2 separate regions of the Homo sapiens genome follow, and region 2 is linked to region 1. Evidence: chromatin loops called from intact Hi-C (ENCODE). Cell type or tissue: dorsolateral prefrontal cortex. All regions are shown on one strand.

Region 1 (2,500 bases):
AGTTGTGGAAATAAAGAACTTTTCCTGTCCAATAACTTTTCAAATACTATAGAAAAGAAGTAGACTTTCACTCACCTCGTGAAATATCACCAACTCCCTTGAACCTTCTCACATTGTTTGTTTCCTAAATTTTAAAGATCATTCCTTAACTATTAAACTTTAGTGATACATAACTAGATTCACCTATGTGGGCCTGACTTGTCCCTTTGTTTTTACGCTTGAGAAAGAGTGGTCATAATAACACTGTACCTGTAAAGATTAAAGGACTAGAAGCTCCCAAAATAACCGCATTTCAAGAGCAGTTTTGCATATATAGAAAAGTCAACTTTGTCCAATGCAGGTTAAAGAATTTTTAATTTGGTGTGGACTAAAACATCTCACATTCTCTTTATTCCTCACCCTATCACCATCATTATTATTTGTGTTACTTTCTTGAATCTTGTCATCCCCAATAATTAGAAAAGGAGTTAACAGCAATAATTATCCAGAGAGCTGTCCCTTCTTTCCTAGAACACCTATACATCTAGCTGAGGTCAGAAAGGGTCAATTGATTTGCATAAATCTGCACATGCAGGGATGAAGAGAGAAGACACATTAGCTGAGCACTCTAAGACAACTCCTGTCCATGAGATGCTATTTCCTGATGGAACTTTTATGGGCCCGTATTGCCTACTCCACCTCCTAACCAAGGACCTCATTCTGAGTTAAAAATCTCAGTGTTCAGCTGAAATTATCAAGGGTGGAGAAAGGGCTGGGTAAAACTTCAGGTGTTTTTGTATTTTAAAGGTCATTCCTGTAAGATTACTAACTCACCTCGTCTAAATTGATGCACATTAAAATTGTTTTAACTCACAAAGCAAAAGTAGAGAATATTAAGAGATCCGAAATAATCCATGCTTTTTGCTCCTTTCTTTTCTTGTTTTACGGTCCGAAAGAACCCACTTCAAATAGGGAAGGGAGTCCAATTTTCCAAAAGCAATTCTTCCGTTTTTTTTCTTTCTGAGCAGCACTCATACAGTAGCAGTGGTAAAATAAACAACGATGTGTTGAATTTTGTTTCTCTTTATCTATATGACATTTGTGTCATCACCGTAGCTCTAATCCATATTCAGGTCTTCATGTTTGGTGTGCAGTAATATGTAAATTATCTCACCAGCTGCATGGAGCAGTGTTTGTTTATTCTATTTCTTTTGGCACTGCACAGAACTGAATTTCTGCCAAAATGGGGCTGCTTCAGGGAGCACTAATGCTCTAGGAGGAAGTTTTGAAAGGAAACGCACATCATAAGTCTTCACTCTGTGAAGCAGCAAAATCAAAACAAACTTTTTGTTTACTTAAATATCAGTATTATGAATGTAAAATAATGTGTTTGTTAAAATATAATGAGCATGCTGCCCATCTCTAAGATGCTCAGTGTACGTGGGCTTTGGAAATGAGGACATAAAGCTGAGAAAGCTGGCGCATTTTTATTCTTAGAAAGAAAGTAGGTGAAATAAAACAGACAGAGACAACAGCTAGAAGTTTAAGGGGAAAGAAATATTTTAACATGCGTATTAATCTCTGGAAACACATGGCATTTACATGCATTTAAATGTGGACAGCTGTGGCGTTTAAGTGTTAAAAAATTTCATTAATGATGCATAGAGCTATCTACTTCTGTTGGCAGGCCTTTCAGTCTTCAATCTGACACTTCCTTTTTTATCCAGCAAGCTAATTTCCCCTCTTTTGTGAGGAGTAACTGTTTTCACACTACTGCTTACCCAGCAAGCCTCCTTATTGTTTCATGGTTAATTATCTTCTCCAGCTTCACCTTCCCCAGCAAAGGGAGCAGGACTGTTCCTCCCCAGCACTAATGAAAGCTGGGTTTTATGGGTACACTGTGTAAATAAATGCAAGGTCTGATCAGGCAACGTAATAAATGAGTTCCTAAAGTTTATGGAGTCACACACAGCTCATCTAGTGGCTTTACTAAATAACGAAGGAAAATGATTAATTTGGTGGGGTTGGGAGCAGGGGGCTTCAATTTTAGAGAGAAAAAAATAAAGCCTTTGTCAGCTTAGGATGGAAACTATCTGCAGGTAAACATAAGGGATCTCCGTTTATCCAAGTGTTCCTTGTGCTCAGTAATCGCAGCCATGACATTTGCCAGGAGAATGTCTTGGAGAATAGGCCTTTGAGAAATATTGTTGATTTGGTAAAAGGTGGAGGTCACCTGGTATTTTATTTCCCTGATTGCTCGCTATTTATTAAGAGAAAAAAGCAACCAAGCTTTAGGTAGTGCAAAGTATCCTACACTCTGCGCTGGAAGCAAGCAAAGCAGAGATATTCACAAATGCCACCATTGTCCAGTGCCTGGAGAAATAAATTCAGCAGGCATGGCCCAGGTAATCAACTCCACTAGCAGGTCAGTGTCTTACATCTCTGTGCGATCAACTCAGTCATAGTCTCTTAGTTGCTAGCTCAAGGCCCCATATCTTAGAGTTTGGGACTTGTAGTTATT
Region 2 (2,500 bases), 81 kb before region 1:
TATAAACTCATTAAAGGCCATACAAAGGCTTCAGAAGGATATCAAATTTATGGAAATATCTAAGGGGATAGAGAACCGTTTTAAAAAGTAAATAGAAAAATAATAATCAATATTATAATTTTACAGGGTATGATCAAGATAGTTCTTAAACTTACTAAATTTTACCTATAGGAGACTTTTTTCTCACCCTTGACATGGGAAGGAAAGAAAGGAGACAGGTAGACTTGGCGTCCTTATGCAGTATTTTTTATGAAATTGACATGAAAGTTTTCAGTTATTTGTGTTTTTATTTTTGTTCTGTAACAGTGACTTCTAGTCTAGCTATATTTATTTTTAAAGGCTTAGATATTTGTTATTTAAAAGAAATGACTGGAGAAATAAGTTGCCAGGTCTCCTACTTAAGTTTTCTGAGTGGTATGATTGGAATTAAATTATTAATGGCAGATACTTTAAAAAAGATTGTTTTATGATCTTCTATTAGGGAATTTGCAATTCATTTTAATATTTGTAGTTTGATTTATATTAAAGATAATGCAATCTATGTCCAATTAACAGTACATGGCCAGTGTAATGTGATTTCCAGATCATGCAAATGGAATAAGCTAGAAGAGGGGGAAAACTCAATTCTTAACCTCAGGTGTCATTTGCTGTGCGAGTTCTGGCAATTTTAAATGACATTGCACTTTTTAATTTTTCCAAAGGCTCAGCAGCAAATTTATCCCAATCAGGAAAACCTATTATTAATTTACAAGGACAATTGTAGGAGTCTTTATAATTTCTCTATGCAATTACTCACCATAAATTCTACTGGTAAAATACAAGGAGTTTGCAAGAAATAACAACTATTATTTGTCTTGGGCTTGAACCCTTTTCTTCAGTTTTGAACATCTTCTTGAAGTGTTGGTGGTACTGACTCCATGTGCAGCATCATATGCGTTATGAGATGCTACACACAAGTCTTCTGAAAAGCGGGGCAGCACAAGAGCTGCTGCACAGGCAACACTGGCCTCTGGCAGATTCCTGCACTCCGCATGGACAGCTGAGCTTGGACCCTGGACTTTTATATAAAAAGACTCTTTGTTCACCACTGAATGGCATTAGGCATGGACTTGCTGAGGGGCCACCATGAAGCCTCGAATGAGGAGGGCAAACACTAGCCAGAAAACACGTGAGAGTTGTAAATAGACACATCCCTGGATTTTTTTTTTTTTTTTTTTTTTTTTTTTTTTGCAAAAATGCATATTTTCACACATTATTTTGCCAGTAGTTTGGTGTTTTGGTATGTTCCTAGCATTTGCTTTCTTACTGATAGACTAAGTAAGATATATTTTATTTTCTCAGTGTATTCTATCTATCTATCTATCTATCTATCTATCTATCTATCTATCTATCAATCGTATCTATCAGTCAATCATGCATATATGGGAAAGGGGATCTTGCTGGATAAACAGGTGTTTGTGGCATTATATTTGTACCAGGAAAGACATTCAATCCTGTCATTCTAATAACTAGATCATTTTCCTTGTTTTAACTTTTCCTAATATAAAGTCAACTGAAGCTCAGTTAAAAGTAATATGGTGTAAGATGTAAATGCTCAAACCCTGATGACACAGAATACAACAGCCCTATTCTAATAATCAAGAAATGTCTTTAGTTTAATTTGTGTGTTTCTCGCAGCCAAAGCTTCACTCTCTGTTCAGCAATGTCTGGTCTCTTTTCAGCATAACCAACAGAAGCACCATACAAAAGTCTTACAATGGATGTCTTAATCTCTCTGTGTGCTTTTAGAGCATTATTTTGAATTCCATCATGCTGCCTTTTTTCTTTCCTCTTCTGAAGTTTTATTACAACAGCAGAATTCCCAGGGAGCTTTGGGGGCAAGGTTCACATAATATAGCCCTCAAGTTTTGCTTAGGTGGAAGCCATCCCCCAATCCTGGCCATCTTTTGATGATCCCTCTATTTCAAAAAGATTCACTCGGTAGAGTCTTATAGCATTAGCTGTATATAGTTTATTTTTTATTTTTTTTATTTACCAGACAGTGAGCATCTACAACCCTTTCATGATGTTTTCTTTCTCTGACCTCACAGTGACAAGGCATCTTGTTCCTTAACATTGAGGGAGGCAGAAAAATGCTTGAGTTGCTCAATGTGTGCCTTCTATACCAGTTTCAAAATGGCTTATTCTTCTGGTTTCCATGGTGACAATTAACACTGTTTCAAGGCATTGTTCCAGTCTCCATTTGGGCAGAATTTTCGGTGTGATTTCTAACAAAAAAAAAGGAGGGGGACTTCGGTGTGGCGGGGAAGCCTTTAGCGTAACTGTCAAAAAAGTTATCTCAATCAAGTCTTCATGCATTTCTAAGTATATTTATTTCAGAAATTCCTGTTTTTGCTGGCTTTGTTTTATAATTCAGTTTTAGCATTTGTGCTAAAAGTAAGTACTCAATAAGAATTTTCTACAACTTCTTTAGTTCTTAGTTAAAATGGTGGGCTAGAGT

Evidence for each region. Hi-C counts contacts between places; a loop is a spot of excess contacts. Peaks named below come from ENCODE experiments on the same cell type or tissue, not always from the same donor. Only the 100,000 strongest peaks of a DNase experiment are listed, where the experiment ranks them.
Region 2: it touches region 1 in a loop (5-fold over the local background); 3 of 110 quality-filtered maps call a loop at or near these places.

What each region holds. Positions count from the first base shown.
Region 1 is chr14:32,807,695-32,810,194 of GRCh38, forward strand. The region is part of intron 12 of AKAP6 (A-kinase anchoring protein 6); the gene reads left to right. Among named protein-coding and RNA genes, the nearest start is that of NPAS3, 130 kb to the right of the region's middle. In dorsolateral prefrontal cortex, no CTCF peak of the experiment used is centred here; a DNase peak (open chromatin) is centred at 1,215; H3K4me3 peaks cover 1,380 bases; H3K27ac peaks cover 2,499 bases.
Region 2 is chr14:32,727,003-32,729,502 of GRCh38, forward strand. The region is part of intron 9 of AKAP6 (A-kinase anchoring protein 6); the gene reads left to right. Among named protein-coding and RNA genes, the nearest start is that of NPAS3, 210 kb to the right of the region's middle. In dorsolateral prefrontal cortex, no CTCF peak of the experiment used is centred here; a DNase peak (open chromatin) is centred at 1,019; H3K4me3 peaks cover 1,826 bases; H3K27ac peaks cover 2,500 bases.